Linked DNA regions of Homo sapiens: region 2 is linked to region 1. Evidence: chromatin loops called from intact Hi-C (ENCODE). Cell type or tissue: GM12878. All regions are shown on one strand.

Region 1 (5,000 bases):
CTGTTGCCCATCCAGAGAAAAGGAAATGTTAAGTATTGCAAATCCTCTTCTTCCTACTGGAGGAAGGCTAACATTTCTCACAAAACTGAAAGCTATCAAAAAACTGGTTTTCTACATTAATATATGCATTTTACATGATTTAAAATCTTCAAGTAATGTCTTCTCTCTTTTCTTTAAAGACTACAAATTGCTTAGGGTCATTCCATGAACTCAACCAGGCCTACAGTAATTAAAAAGAACACAATTTTCTACATGTTTCTTTCCATGAAATTTAAAAAAAAAAAAACTCCAAAGGGAAATGTAAAACACAAATTGCAGTTAGTAAACATGAGTTATCTAAAATAGGCATTTCATTTGCAGAAATGTGTCAATGTGTATATTTATGTGCATGTAAACAGAAAGGAACTGTAACCTGGAAATACTAGCATTAAAGAACACTTGCTAGATACCTTCTGGATCACATATGCATAACAAATCATTTCAGTTACTTCCTTGTAAACAAAGAAAAATAAATATTCTTCATTTAAAAAGTCTAGAGGTTTGAAAATCTCAGTTCTTGACTGTCATCTCAAATCTGCTTTTGCATTATACTTCATCTCTGAAATAGAAAAGGCCATATATTGCTCTCCAATGACACATGAAGTTTCCAGTAACAACTCCATGCACAGACCAAAACAATATATCACTGTACTTAAAGAATTTGCCTAGATGCTTCATGAAGCCCAAAAGCAACACACGGGTTTATCAAATCACTAAAAAAATGCCCATATATTTCTCTAGTCATATTTTTACTCCAAATACAGCAATATGTATAATATTATGGCAGCAAATAAAAAGTTTCAGTAACAAATTATATATATATACACACACACACACACACACACATATATATACACACACACATAGAGAGAGAGAAAATATTGGTCATTTGCTCTTTGTGGGTTTTAAGATTTTGTTTTACTGAAAACATATCAGATTAATGAATGTGTTACTTAAAGAAGGCAGGACTTCCTATTAAACACACTGCAAATTCAATGCCAGTAATTTTTCCATAACATACATAAATTTCAAAGTTGAGAGGAAATTATTCCTAATAAACCAAATTTACTATTACTCGTTGCTTATTCAGAATATTTTTTACTTCATTTTTAATAGTTTCAGTAAATCTGAAATTATAATAGCATGAGCTTATTGGCCAAGTATTTTCCATAAGCTATTAGTGAGGCAGAAATCTTCTGGGAATATAAGAAGTATCCAGAAGTATAGTTATTCAAGTTGTAACTAAACTGCCAGTGATTCCTCAGTTCTGAAAACATTTAAGCATGCATTTGAAAACAAATTTGTGTGGTTGGCAGTTGAACTTTCATGTTTTCCCATTTTCAGTTTGATTTAGCTCTCCTGATAAGGCAACAACTTAAAAATATTTTTTGCACTAATTTTTCCATCGTGTGATGTAAATAAGTTCCACTATATTAACTGCCCATGAAACAGCAAAATGTTTAATATCTGGTTAATCCATTTTTCCAGGACTTAATTGGTTATGTGTGAATCATTGCCAGACAAGTTTTGATTGTTTTCTAACACATTCACAGTTATGCTAGAGAGGACTGTGTGCATTTGACTAAGAAAGGAAATCTGGAGCAGGAGTTGGGGTAACAGTCTGCAGCTCCTGGCCAATCAACTAGCAAATCACTTCAGGGTTAAGTCTTAACTTCTATAATCCTGCCTCCGGGAAGCAGCACTTCCTAGTGTTAAGAGCTGTGCTTTAAGAGTCAGATGGGCTTAGGTGTGAATCTGTCTGGTAATCAATTCTGTGGGCTTACAGTCTGCTGGTTAGAAAGGGTAGATGGTGGGAGATTGGTTCCCTTACCCACCATGAACCATCCGGAATAATCCAAATGTATTAACATAAAACAGGCAGAGGAGAAGAGCTACTCCAGATCCAAATCAACCTTGGAAGTCCCTGAGAGTAGAAATGTTGAACTGCTTCCTAACGGCTTACAATCTTACAATTTAATCAAAGGCATTTAGAAAGTAACAACAGAGACAACCACTTACTAAGAGACTACTATGCATTTAGAACTTTTAAAAAATATTACACAGGTCATTCTAAATAAGCCAGCTCCACCAATCTGCTGTTCATCACAGAAACTGGATCAATTCTTAAAACAAACAAACAAACAAAAATTCCTACAGAAAAACTAATCTCAGTCTCTATCAAGAAAATTTTATAATCCTAAATAATTTTGTTACACCAAGTTAGCATCATTAAAACTGACCCCTGCTGTTGATTCCTGCCCATTCCAGTCTGAAACTTTAGGACAAAAAGGAAAGAGTGTCAAGCTCACAGATAACAGAACCACCGCCAAGTTCTGGCTTATTATTTTCTTTAATTCTATTTCTTGGGTCCTGTTCAGGTTGCTAGGGTTTTTAAAAGTACGATTATCAATTCGATTCTTACGGGTATACTCAAGGACTTGACTGAAATGGCATGTGTCCAAAATATATAAATGACCCATACTAAAATTTCCCTTAATTCTCTACTTCTACACTTTTCCCACAATGTACTATATGGTACATTTTCCCCACATATGCTATTAATTTTCCTTTTATAAAATTAAAATAGGAATTATTTGATAGTCTTTTGAAGAGTTCCACCACATTCCAAAATGTCAGGAGAAAATATAAAATACAGAGAGATCTGAATGACGTGTTTTTTGGCACTTCACACCAAGATCAGATATAATCTGTGGTGAGAGCTGTATTTTAACTAAGTGATTCACTGCCAGATCTCTGACCATCTTCTCTGCAGTGATGACTCATACGACTTTCACTCCTGATCTTGGTAGTTCAAACTACCTACTCGCTCTAGGACTCACTTGTTCTCTTGTAAAATGGTGGGAACAGATTACATCACCACTAATGCTCTTTTCAGCTTTTATATCCTCAGATTCAGTGATTTACTGGGATAAATGGTTATCACCTCAGTTTCAGTACATACCACATGAATTCAGTCACTTTGGCCCTAAAACTGTTGCCACGTCTGACTTCCCTGTTTCTGTACGTAGTCCTATCAACCTCAAACTCACCCTCGCTGAAGATACTCAAATCTTTCTCAGAATTTACTAATATCCCTGAACTGGACACAATCTTCAATATCTTGTTATATCTCCTCTTTCCCAGGATGACATTTTCTTACAGATCCCTGGGTCTCCTGACCAATCATCCCAAATGCCCTGGCCACATTAATGATCCAGTGTCAATAATTAAATTCATGCCAAAGTAACAAAAGGAATAGTAACAAACAACAAGTATAAAGAAAATAAGTCCTAGAAACTGACACCGCACAGAACAATACCCAGATTATCTTTTTAGTAGAATAACAGTGAACATCTGAGCAGCTCGAGTTTTCATTAGAAAACTTTCAGGAGCAACCCACACACCCTACTAGCAAGATATTTAATTCTCTCTATGCCAGCCAAACTGGTGGTGGTGTTGGTTGATGTGGAGTGGAAGTACTAGTCCTACTCCAGCCAGCTGCCCTGGCAGTTATGTCTTTCTCTGTTCATTTATGTTTATAGGAATTTTATCTACGTTTGAAGGCTCAGCCCAAATCCCATGTCTGCCATGACCACATCAGTGATCTCTAACTCTTTTCATTCAGAAACCACTATGGCCCTTTTTTTAAAAAAATTTTAAGTTCTGGGATACATGTATAGAACATGCAGGTTTGTTACATAGGCATACACGTGCCATGGTGGTTTGCTGCACCTATCAACCCATCTTCTAGGTCTTAAGCCCCGCATGCATTAGGTGTTTGTCCTGATTCTCCCCCTCCCCTTACCCCCCATCCCCGGAAAGGCCCCAGTGTGTGAAGTTACCCTCCCTGTGTCCATGTGTTCTCATTGTTCAACTCCCACTTATGAGTGAGAACATGCAGTGTTTGGTTTTCTGTTTCTGTGTTAGTTTGCTGAGAATGATGGCTTCCAGCTTCATCCATGTCCCTGCAAAAGACATGAACTCATTCTTTTTTATGGCTGCATAGTATTCCATGGTATACATGTGCCACATTTTCTTTATCCAGTCTATCGTTGATGGGCATTTGGATTGGTTCCAAGTCTTTGCTATTGTGAATAATGCCACAATAAACATATGTGTGTATGTGTCTTTATAGTAAAATGATTTATAATCCTTTGGGTATATACCCAGTAATGGGACTGCTGGGTCAAATGTTATTTCCGGTTCTAGGTCCTTGAGGAATTGCCATACTGCATTCCACAATGGTTGAACTAATTTACACTCCACCAATAGTGTAAAAGTGTTCCTATTTCTCCACAGCCTCACCAGCATCTGTTGTTCCCTGACTTTTTAATGATTGCCATTCTAACTGGCATGAGATGATATCTCATAGTGGTTTTGATTTACATTTATATAATGACCAGTGATGATGAGCTTTTTTTCATATGTTTGTTGATATGGCCATTTTCATTACTGCTTAAATTATATTGAAACACAAACTGCACTCTGGTTTAGTTCCATTTTGATGGCAATAGGAAAAGAGTTTGGATATTACTAGTCAGTGCTTGGTTCACACCACAACCCTTAGAACATAAAGCCCTAAGTTGGCAATAGTTTATAATTGAACACAATTGACTGTATCATAAAGTACAATGTAGTAAGTGCTAAAAGGTAAGTGTACACAAATAAAACAACAACAACAAAAATGAACAAAAAGTAAAAAGAAGGAAAAAGATTGTTTCTATGAAAGCCAGAAAGATTTCAGGGAAGAGGCAGCACTAACATGACCTTGAAGGATGCTCAAAGCAGAGCTGAGGAAGACTCAAATTTTAAAAAGGCAAGAGAGTCCTTCTTCTGAGATGTAGCTTCTCTGGCTGCTTCTCCACTATGGAATCATAAAAGTTCAGCTTGTCAGTTGCCATTTACAATCAGCTTCCTGGCTGCATAAGTTACTCAATAAGTTTTGTTTGTTTCTTTTGAGA
Region 2 (5,000 bases), 90 kb after region 1:
AGGGCAGCAAACAGAAAGGACTCAGAAAAAAACAGGATATTATAGCATCCTGCTGAAAGAGAAAACGAAGCCATTTCCAGTTTGATAAGGTAAGAGAAAAGACATTTTTCCAGGGCACATTGAATTGAAGCAAAAATTCCTAAAATAAAAAGAAAGCAAAGCAGTTCCCACACAAAGTAATATAAATGACCTAATATATATTAAAAAAAGTCATCCCAGGGTGAACCAGGAAAGGGTAAGCCCAAGATGATCTAAAGAAACTAAAAAATACAATAGAGAAACTGTGAAAACTTCCAGTGAAACTTGATGGCTTGAAAACATGTATTTATCTCTCCCCCTTACCAATTCATACTAAAACAATACTAAAATTAAAACCCATAAGGGCAATCAAAATGAGTAAAGAGAACACTAGAGACGAGATAGAAATAAAAATGTAAAGACAGGACACAAATGGTTGAGAAGTCACATTGCCTAGGATGAGTGGGGAAAAAAAAAAAAAAAAAAAAAAAAAAACCTTGATACCTACATGATCCAAGGCATAAGCCAGTAAGAAATAAGTCAATTCATACTTCAGAATCCCAAAAATACTCACAAACTGGAAGCTGAAGTTCAAGTTGGGGCTACAAATGATATGATTAGTTGGAGTGAATTTAAGGTGGAGGTCTTTGCCCCAGTCTCCCTCGGCCAGCCCCCTATCCCTTCCTAGTCCCGCCAGAGATTTATTCTCTGAAGAGGTTGAATCAGAGAATTCAACTGGGGCTTGGATACCAGGCAGAGTGGATATCAGATTGAAGAGTCATACCGAATGAAAAAAAAAAAAATCATGAGAAAGTTGGCATAGAGAACTGAAGGGTCCTCAGTCCCTTCTTGATCATCTCAGAATAGTGACAGCTAGGTTTATATGTCCTAAAAAAAATAAATTGGGTAAGTCCATTTTGTGAGAAACACCCAGTAACAAAAACAAGATCAAGAGACAGCGACATTTGAGAGTACTTAAATAAAACGACTAGGTCTTCACCAAGAGTCCCTATGCTGAAGCCAACCAACTGACAAGCCACCCAGGCACAGAGCTTCCAATCAACTTCTGAGTACATTACTCATAACATAAACTGACAGCCAACAGTTTCTCTCCAAGAGGCATGACATAGACCCACCAAAAATCTCAACAGGTAAGGCAGAGACCAAAACAAATAAACAGAAACAAGAAACTCAAAGGAAATCCAGAAATAATTCAGAGAATATGTAAAAGGAAAAAAAATTCCCCAAGCTACATTTTGTATCCTCAGAAACATATGAAGTGATATGTTATTCATTGAAATAGAACAGGATACTTTTTAAAAGAGCATTCAAAGAATAAGAAAGAGTTCATGGAAATAAATATTAGTATAATTAAAAATCCAATTGAAGGGTTAAAAATTAAAAGTTAAAAAAACCCAGAAGGTAGGAAAAAAAAGATTTAAAATAATAGGGAAAAGAAAAGGTAACTAGAAGATCAATCCAATAATGCCAACATCCAACTAATAAAAATGTTATCGTAAAAGAGAAGATTACAAAAAATTAAATAAACATATAAGAAAATTTTTGAAACTGAAAGAAATTAACTCAAAAATTGAAAACACCCATTGATACCAAGAAAAAGGATGACACCAGGGATGAAAAGAAAGTCCTAGAAAGTTCCACAAACAAAAAAGCAGATAAAGGATGAACTGGGAAACCAGAATAGTCTAGGGATTTCAATACAATCTAGGCACCTAGAAAACAATAAAACAAGGTATTCAAAAGTCTAAGAAAAAATTATTTTCTAAACTAAAATCACATACTTGGCCAGATTATTAATCAAGTAATCAACGACAGATAAAATCATAGTCATATGACAAACCCCCCATCACCCTTTCTCAAGAAGCTACTGCGAGGATGTACTTTAAAACAATGAAATAAACCAAGAACAAGAAAGACATGTAACCCAGAGAATGGGTATTTAACATTAAAAAAGGAGGAAAAAATTCTCAGAAAAGGACGCCTTATGACTATAGGATTAGAGGTTAACCAATCTATATTAAATTAGGACTATGAAGAACTGCCAGGGCAATCTCAGTGGGGGAGAAAAACTGATAGATTATCTGATTTGTTTTGGAGGCATTTTACAGTTTTGTCATATAGTTGCAGGCCTCAAATTGTGTTTAAAATTATCTTAATTTGAATGAAGGAAAAGTAGACAATGACAACTAAGAAAATGAAGAAGTTGTGCAAGGAAGGAAATTTATTCATAGCATACTTGTGGTTTCCCTGACCAAAATTTACATTATCATACAATTGTAAATAATGTATATTAATTTAAGCCAAAAAGTAGGAAAAAATGTATTTGAGAATAGAAATATAACAGAGAATATTCTCTCTTGGTGTGTTCCTTTCTAACTTGTAAATCACTAGTTATATCTAAAGTCTGTTTCCCTCTAACACTTCTTTCTGGACATTCTCTTCTTTCCTTTGGTCCTACTGAATCTACCCTACACAGATTTCTACTCCAGCATTTTCCATTCAGTACAGGGCTTTGTCCTGGAAAAGAACTTCAACTTGTCACTTTACAGAGTCACATGAGAAAGACTGGTGGAGTACCCCCCCAAAAAAAACTGGATTAACGCAAGTGAACAAATTTTGATATTTATTCTGCAATGAAATTCCTTGTGAATTTGCTAATTTCAAAACTATCCTTACTGCCTACACAGTAAAGTTCAATAACCTCTCCAAGGGTTTGAAATACAAAAGACTTTTAATTATAAATTCCTCTAACTAGAAACAATTAAGGGGGAAAAATGATTTTTCCAAAAATAAGTTGAATCATTTCATTCATTTGCTTGCTTAGTGCTTATAAATAAGGAGTCCATATATAGTTTGCTCTCTCTCTTCCAAAACATTCAACCACCCTGGGAGAGAATGCATAATAAGGCACTGATAAAGTTTCCTGCTGTCTTCCAGCACCGCATGCTATCATAAGAAGGCTATTCCTTCTGTTTACCCAGTGATAAACAAAAAGACTGCACTTACCGAGCTGGGGCTGGAGTGCCGCCTAACTTTAGGTGACTCTTTGCCAGTGGAGGAGGTCTTAAAGTTAATGCAAGCATTGTTCTCAGAATGCACCCTCTTTACTTGATTAGCTGGTTTCTCAAATGGGTCAAAAGTGCTCTGTGTCCTCTGAACTCTGACTTTTTTATCCTCAGGAATTGTGTCCAGGGGTTTGATCACTGAGTCCATTCCCTGGCAGTTCCGTGTAGACATCTTTGTGACACATATCTGAGAAAAGAAGAAATTAAATTCAGAACTCTTCACTGCAACTTTAATATCACTAAACATGCCAATATATAACTCTAGAAAGCATGCCAATTTCAGTTTCAGGAAATACCCAAAAAGCCCACATTCTAAAAGCTGCATCAGCATAAATTACAGTACAAAAAAATCCTCACAATCATTGTGTTTACACTTAGATCTCACACTAGAGCTTACACTAAAAAATCTACCTCTAAAATGAGAAACTTAAGGCCCAGGCTGCTAGTAGTACCCTAACATGATTCTTGAACTCTGTCACACGTTTTACCATCTGACTGGAAGTGGTTTATTTCTGAATCATTAAGAGGTTGGGTAACTAGCCTTAATTTAAAAAACAAAAAATAGGCAAATCAGATGGACATTAACTGATGGGTCATCGTGTAAGCAGCTAACCTAGGCTAGAGAAGGAAAGGGCATTATGTTGTTTAAAAGTTTTATGCATGAATATGTATGCTTAAAATCTGTCCCCATCTTGATTTCATCTCCAAATTGGAATGAATGGAGCTAATGGTTAGAGATACTGAAGAACTGAGGACAATGGTGGGGGTTTCCTTTATTTCAAAGCTAATGGATAAAAAGAAATAACATTGTAAAAGAAAAACACCAAAAAGCATTCATTTCAAAATTTGGTTTACATTATTCCACTAGACCTCCACCTCCTTCCCTTCTTCTTCCTTCTTCACCCATTCTCTTCTCACCCAGCCTTCCCCACCCTCTCATTTTATTTCAGTCTCTGTGATTTTTGCTCCTTGCTTTTTACTTTAGTTCTAAGCCTGTCATTCTCCCGATACTCTGGAGACTTTGTTGTCTTTATTCAATAATTTGATGGCCTCTGGCTTGTCTGTAAAGCTAACTAATTTAATTGTTCTCTCTAAAGAAAATATAACTCTAAATAAAATTGTTTTTAGAATGCTTTTCTTCTTATAAAAAGTTCCCACATCCCTATATGCTATCAAAAGCAGAAAAACCGAAGATATTTATGAAAAGCCCACACTGTTAAGGTAAAAATACGAAGTTTTTGAATACACACTTTGGGTCCGTGGTTGGTTGAGTATGTGCATACAGAACCCACAGATACACAGAGCTAATATGTATAGAATGACTCCATGTGGGGTATAAATGCGGCTATGTATATGGATAGATATAGACAGATACAGATATAAATACAGACACAGATGCATAGATATAGATATTTGTGAGTGTATGAGCATGGTGAAAAGTATACAGGAAAACACACCACCAAACTATTAACATCAGATATCTCCAGACATGTGGAATTGAACGGGCAAGATTAGCAATTTTTGGTACACTCTTGTGTGAATTTTATAATAAATATTCCAACATATGTAATGTTTTAAAAACCACTAAAGTAGAAAAGCATGTATAATTAAAATAAGCCATTTCAAGTTTTTGAAACAAAAAGTTTTTAATCATTAAACATCAACCCTATGAGTATGTCTCAACTACTAAGCACAGGCTGAATTCTAACTAAGTCAAATGAGAAAAATATTATCATACTTTTTAGCATGTGAGAAAACAGCTGAAGATATTTTTAAAAGACTCAAGGCAGAGTCCTCTAGTCATGATCAAAAAGTAAAAATGAATTACAAGTATGTTGGAGCATGCAATATTTTTAAGGGTTTTTGTGCTCTTCTTAAGGACATGAAGGCAGTAAA

What was found. Hi-C counts contacts between places; a loop is a spot of excess contacts. Peaks named below come from ENCODE experiments on the same cell type or tissue, not always from the same donor. Only the 100,000 strongest peaks of a DNase experiment are listed, where the experiment ranks them.
Region 2: a loop joins it to region 1, with 2.1 times the contacts of the local background. A loop is called at or near these places in 3 of 110 quality-filtered maps.

The regions. Positions count from the first base shown.
Region 1 is chr7:90,814,772-90,819,771 of GRCh38, reverse strand. All of the region lies in intron 5 of CDK14 (cyclin dependent kinase 14), which reads right to left. Among named protein-coding and RNA genes, the nearest start is that of CDK14, 220 kb to the right of the region's middle. In GM12878, no CTCF peak of the experiment used is centred here; a DNase peak (open chromatin) is centred at 2,861; H3K27ac peaks cover 1,454 bases.
Region 2 is chr7:90,724,858-90,729,857 of GRCh38, reverse strand. It overlaps CDK14 (cyclin dependent kinase 14), which reads right to left. Exons shown (of 15, transcript NM_001287135.2): 3 at 3,046-3,291. Among named protein-coding and RNA genes, the nearest start is that of CDK14, 130 kb to the right of the region's middle. In GM12878, no CTCF peak of the experiment used is centred here; no DNase peak of the experiment used is centred here; H3K4me3 peaks cover 352 bases; H3K27ac peaks cover 1,388 bases.